Regions from separate parts of the Homo sapiens genome. Here region 1 is linked to region 2. Evidence: chromatin contacts called from ENCODE Hi-C or POLR2A ChIA-PET data. All regions are on one chromosome and are shown on one strand. Each heading gives the region's core, a stretch centred on a gene start or an enhancer-like site at or near the end of the contact. The rest is flanking DNA. Distances are from core to core; before and after follow the strand shown.

What was found. Hi-C counts contacts between places; a loop is a spot of excess contacts on that map. ChIA-PET counts read pairs that join two places held with the same protein, here RNA polymerase II (POLR2A). Pooled maps may share reads with other maps.
Region 1: a pooled map shows a loop between it and region 2 (3-fold over the local background). The contact joins two enhancer-like sites. A Hi-C loop is called at or near these places in 4 of 168 maps with a recorded cell type or tissue (B cell, CD4-positive, alpha-beta memory T cell, naive thymus-derived CD4-positive, alpha-beta T cell and 1 more), 17 of 37 single-sample maps with no recorded cell type and 14 of 50 pooled maps. POLR2A ChIA-PET finds 5 or more read pairs at or near these places in 8 of 52 experiments (B cell, CD4-positive, alpha-beta T cell, CD4-positive, alpha-beta memory T cell and 5 more).

The regions. Positions count from the first base shown.
Region 1 is chr3:114,410,969-114,414,186 of GRCh38, reverse strand. All of the region lies in intron 7 of ZBTB20 (zinc finger and BTB domain containing 20), which reads left to right. Among named protein-coding and RNA genes, the nearest start is that of ZBTB20-AS5, 41 kb to the left of the region's middle. Within about 2 kb of position 1,651, at least 7 of the 41 ENCODE cell types and tissues checked have a DNase peak (open chromatin) inside an H3K27ac peak, as active enhancers do.
Region 2 is chr3:114,212,615-114,215,656 of GRCh38, reverse strand. No RefSeq gene overlaps it. Among named protein-coding and RNA genes, the nearest start is that of ZNF80, 23 kb to the left of the region's middle. RefSeq lists an enhancer at 1,248-1,921. Within about 2 kb of position 1,341, at least 12 of the 41 ENCODE cell types and tissues checked have a DNase peak (open chromatin) inside an H3K27ac peak, as active enhancers do.

The DNA.
Region 1 (3,218 bases), core at 402-2,901, 200 kb before region 2:
TTCTGTTAATATACATTATAGTCTGAGGTACTCTATAATAATCCATAGCAGCATGCCTTTTACCTCCTCGTGATCTGTTTGCTTCTTTTGTTCCCTCTTAATGAGAGCTGGAGACATCTTTAATGTAAAGCCATAGATGAGCACATGATTTGATGACAAGAAGCTACTGCACACACAGTTTAGATATCAAGGCAAATGAAGAGCAAGACTTCATATCGCTTTAACAGGTTAAATTAGTCATCTTAAGCTGTTAATACATCAGGCTACTGGGCAGAAAACAGCAGCAGTGTGGTAGCAGAGCTTCAGAAGTAGATAATCCTAAATTCAAATCCCAAATCTGCCATTTACCAGCTGTGTGACCTTTGTTAATTTACTTTTCGTCTCTGAACTTCCCTGATCCTTACTTCTCTCATCTGTAATATGGAGATGATAATAGTTGCTGCAGAGAAGGAGTGGCATAATACAGCTTAGGTAATGTGACATATGTGACTGCAGGTTCAAGAATTTGTGCACCTTCTGGCCCCAGCAGGCTTAATATCAGCACTATAGTTAGTCCCTACTTTCTTACAAGCATGTGATTATAAGAAAAGCCCCTCTGGTTCAGGCTTATGGTCCTTTCAGTTCAGCATTCATTTTCTGATCACAGGGACAGGAAACTGTTATATAAGACACAATTGTCCTTGTTGCTAACTTAAAGAATTAGAGTTATTTTCCTCCAGATAGCCTAGTTTCTCTGAATAACCCACTATGGACTTATCCATGAATTTAGCTAAACCTTTGTGATACTATTTATGTCATCGACCTTTAATGAATTTTATAAGTTGATTGCCTACTGTGTAAAGTAGTTCTTTAGTTTGTCATAAATTGTTTCTTTTGAAAAGTAGTAAGATGACTTCCAGTTCACGTATACTAGAATTTGAAAAAGAAATCCATAGTCAGTTTCCCAGACCTTTTGTTTCTTTATAGACATTTACCATATCCTTGCCTGGATTTTATCATTATAAATAGAAATCTTCATCTTATGTCATGATTATTTTAATTAATACTGAACGTTCTCCTATTCTTTTTATTTATTTATTTTTTGAAGTACTTCATCCAGAAAGTATCCCACCCATGAGTTGCCGTTACCTTTTACTAGAGCTGATCGTAATTTAACTCTCCCCTTCCTCTATCAAAATTACACTCTATGCTCTGGGCTCAAAACAGAATGATCTTAGTGTGACTGCAATTGTATTTAAGCCAAAGTTCAGCTTAGAAACAGCTGGCAAAATGTTCAACAAACTGGACCATAGAGGAAGAATCATAACAAAAAGATGTGATTCCGTTTGTAGCAAAGGGAGAAACTTGTCTTAAGGAAAAGCTAGAGACTGAAGTTTTTGCTCATTTTGGATATCCTAAAGAAGAAGTAGAAGGCGATGTTTTCTGAGCCAATTTGTTCCACTAAAAGTGACCAGAATCAAGTCTAGGTTGGGCTGGCTGCCCTAGGTTGCAGTTAGAGGTTGGGGCTACTGTTTTGACAATGGCAGCAGAAATCTGTGACCAAAAAAAGCCTAAAACTGCTTGCCTCTGTGCTAGCATCGCTAGCATGAAGTAAGATTTGAACTTTAAATGACTCATTATGAGTGGGTGGCAACCTACTGTGGAGTTAGTCTATGAACCCAAGGTCAGCATCCCGGTGAGAAATCCCTTCAGGTTTGAGTGAGCGATACACCCAGTCACACTGAGATGGGAGATCCTTGTCCTCTTCAGCTTTGTCAGAGCATTCCCTGCTTTGTTTCCAATCCTATTTCTGAGGATATTTGGCACACTGCTTGGCTCACACTTGGCACCACTGTCTTCAGAAAATAAATGTCTTACATTTGTACAGTGCTTTATAGAACACTTTCACATAGATTGTCTCAGTTGATCCTCACAACTCTATGGTAACTGTTCATGTTCCCATTTTATGGATGAGGAAAACTGATTGAATTACTTGTGCAAATGGTGTTAGTAAGTTGTAGAGCAGGGACTGGCCTTATGATACTAAGTCTATGTCCTTTCCATGTCACCGCCACAAAGATAGCCAGGTCATTTCTGGACATCTTCCTGAAAATATACCTTGTTTCATTTTCCCCTGAATGTACTGCATTATACTTGCTTGTACTGAAGTTGCCCTGACCTCTTGTGGATGACAGCAAGCCTCATGAGATCATCCTGCAGACTTCGCCTTTTAATACCCCGAATACTAATAACACAATGTTCTACAACTTCCATATCATGTGGAGATGTTCCGTAAGCCTAGCACCAACCTTGCATCTGGACATTCAGTCTCAGAAGAGGTCATTTATCCCAAACTTTTCTTCTTTTTGTAAACTTTCCATATTAAAATCGTCCTTCCACTCCTTAATTTAAATGTGCTTCAATATTATTTTAACAAACTCAGTAGCATCTGTACCTTACATCTTTCTGTACCCTTCCCTCCCTTGTGAGGGAAGAATCCCTGAATGATCCTAGTAAGTTCTGAAAAGCCTTAGCAGGGTAGATAATGGGTAAAGATCATTGTATTTCAGCTCCCTGATCCATTACACCCCTGCCTTTCACCAGCATGCAGAGCGTTGTGTTTTTTTCTAACAGAATAAATTAAATATGAAAGAGAAGGACTAATGTAATTCAAATAAACATGTTAATGACCCTATTTTTCCATTTGGTAACTAGACCGGATGTGGTGGAATGCCAGTTTTTTACTGAGCCTGTAATTTAAAACTTTCAACAAGGACACTTTTTTTCCCTTTTATTTCCATCCTCCATTCCCACCCGCTTTTATTCTTACAGACACTCCTTACTGTCCAATTAGTTTTGGAACATGAAAACTGTCCTCACTGATGCCTGGAGCCATGGGGGACCTGGGATGGTTTCTCTCTGTGGAATGGCTTGTAAGAATCCAGTTTTACTGGTGATGACCCTGCCAGAGCTCTGTGCTGTTGAAGGGTGTGGGGAAGGAGGTGACTGGTGCATCCTGCACCTCCTCTGCACCCCCACTTTGTGTATTTTTGATATTTTGCATGTACATGTTTGCTGTTCTAGGCAGCACTTCAGCATTCAGATTTGGGAATAGAAGAGCTCTCAGTTTGCTTTTAACCCTGTAAGTAGCCATCCATCCCAGCTACATTTTTTATGAGTCAAAGCCATGTTTTAAGAGCTTGTTATCATCCAAACTAAAACCCTCACTAACTCGATGT
Region 2 (3,042 bases), core at 92-2,591:
ATTTACTTGTTTATTTATTTGCATTTCTACACCTTCACTAGAACCAAAATTACAGGAAAATGTGGAATGGCTCTTTCCTCAGCATCTAGAATAATGTCAAGTTCACAGTGGGCACTCCCTTAAATACATTTTGAGTGGAGGAATGAGTTTGGGATTTGAACCCATGCAGTGTGGCTCCAGTGTCATTAAGTCAGAATGGTGGAAGAGGGGCATCCTTCTCACCAGGGACTCCAAGAACTATTTGAGAATTGGTAAGGTTGGAAGTCTCCCCTAGTAAGGGCAGAGCCAAAAAAAACAAAAGCTGTTTATTATAACCCTATCTTGCCCCATCTCTGATAGGCTGAGAAACCCACGTTACACATCTGTGTTAATGTGAGAGCTGCAAAACACCCCTGTATCCTGAGAAGATGTGGTTTAACTTGACGTGTAACGGCATCCGCAGATACTATAGGGTACTTATGAGTCTTGTGTTGGTTTGCTGGTTTTTTTTTTAACTCACTAAATTCTATTTTAACAACCATGTGCTCACCCCACCTCCTGACCTAAGGTATTTTCCTTATCTGAGCACACCTGTGCTTGTTCCTAGGTAAATCTGGGCCAATGCAGAGTACTGTCTGCACTGCTTAGTTGGTAAATGTGTCTGTAGCATGACTATCATCACAACTGCCATCTGAGCAGCAGAGCCAGATGGAATCAGACCACTCATTGGTCTACTGAGGTAAGGATGGGCTTTTTAGCTCTGCTCTCTCTTAGAAACAAAAACAAACAAATCAAAAGACTAACTTTTTTTTTTTTTGCATTCACCTAGACTATTATGCCAGAACTTGCGTAAGAAAAACACTTCTTTCCGACCCCTGTAGTGATCAACTGATGCCTTCAAGCAGGAAACCTGATTGCCCTCATCTCAGGCTGAGTCTGTTTTATCAATCACAAAGTGACTCAACCCTTTTTTAAAAGCCAGCTGTGACCATTGACTCTGTGACCTCCTGTGGTGGTGAATTCAGTTTAAAAAATAATAATGTTAAAATAACAAAGCTTATTGAAGCTATTATGCTTCAATGCTCCACCCTTTGGGGGCTAAAGGAAATAAAGCAAGTTGGCCAGACCTGAGGAGTTGATGATACACATTTTCCTCCCCCAGAAGCATCTTGTAACTTGTCCCACACCAGCAGTGACTTCCCAGTATGGCGTTTCTCCCCGCTGCTCCCATCAGCAAGAGCGTGCTGACACATGGGCTGATGAGCAGTGCCGAGACTTATGGAGTGTGTCCTTCCTGCTTCGAACCTCACAGCCTGTCATCCTCTGTTGTCACACGCTCTTGCTCATTCGCTCGCTGCTCACACTAATCTAGAAGATGATCAAAGAAAAACTCCACTGACTCACCCCTGCCTGGACCAGCGCAGGGATTGGTCAAGCGTGCGCATTAAATATTACCAGATTCTAATCTATTATTTTCACCCGCTTGCTTGCTCTCTCACTCGTACTCTCTCACTTCCTCTCTCTCATTTTTTTTCAAAAAATAAATAAATGAATTCTGGGTTGGCTGAAGATTTCAGCAATGTGAGTGCTGTGCAGATGGATCCTGCTGAAGCTGGTGCTGGCTCTCTAGGGAGTAGCATGAAATGCTGGTTTTCAAAACCTGAGCAGCGTGTAAATGGCAGCTAAAAAGGAAATGCAGATTGGTGCTGAGTGTTAATTGTCTCTTCCTCTCTTCTTCACACACTTCAGAGACTGTGTGGTGGCAGGAGACAGGAAAGCAGGCCTGCCCCCTCGTGGGGTGGGCTTTTTTTTTTTTTTTTTCTCAAGCTGGACTGAGAGAATAACAACACCTAGAGTCCAAGTCAAAACATGGAATGGGTTTTTTTTTTCTTTCAAGTTTTCATCTGATGAAAGTCCGGGAGGTGGCACCGAGCTTGTAATGAAAGTAAGAGTCTGCTGAGAATGAGTCGATGAGGTGTGACACAGAAAGGGGAAGCAGGATGTCTTTGTTTTGAAATGACAGGCGATAAGCTATGGGGGTGCCTGGTGAGATTTTAGTCCATAACTAGGTAGCAACTTGTCAAATGCAGGCCCCTTAAATGCATCACAAGAATTCTCACTTGAGATGATTTCAATTCTAGCTCTGCGTGTGTGAGTGTGTGAGTGTATGCATGCACGCATAGCAAAACATAATTGAATGCCAAAAAACATTGTCATGTCCTGTTAAGGGTACAATTGTAATCACACTGGAACGAGAGCTCTAATTTCCTCCATTGCTTTCCTCGCTTAGGCAGTGACAAGGTCAGGTTTATGACCACAGCCCAGGCTCAGAGCCATTTATTTTCATCCCTGAAGACTCATGTTAGCCTTCTCCCAAGATGTTAATCAAGCAGAATCTTGATTGACTGTCTTTTCTTTTTACGTTTTTGTCTAGATGAAGTGGGGTCATTTGAATTTGTGCAGTTTTGAATAAGATGGGGGCAATAGAGAAGCAACTGGGAAAATTGACTAGCCTTTGGCAAGGAGAACAGAAGAATCTGGAATCCTTTTTTAAAATCATGAAATTCCTGTGCCCCACCTGAGTCACTGTAACCTGTACCTGCTGATGCCTCATTTCTCCATGCATTTATGAAAAGGCTGTGACTCCCTGCTGTTGTCGTGTGGTGCCAACATCATTCCAGCTTGCCAGTTGGAGACAAAAGATAAGCAACCACAAATGAAAACACATTATTGTCTGGATCCATTCTCACCTTCATGGCCAGGAATGTGAAGGTGAGCTGGTCCCCGCCCCTGCACTTCACTGGCAAGACCAAGGAGAGTGCAGTGGACGCTCTCCAAAAACATTGCTTCCTACTACTGCTGCTTGTAATGGAAGTAAGAGTCTGCTGAGAATGCTCATCTCAGGCTGAGCCATGTGTTTCCCATGGCAGCCTCTCTTGGCCCCTGTTCCTAACCAGGACAGAAAGAGATCTCAGCCTGGGATGGGCTGGATCTTGCTCCTAGCACAAAGTGTACTCACTCAAGCCGTGTGAGAAGAAGACAAGGAATGTCCTTTCAAGAAAT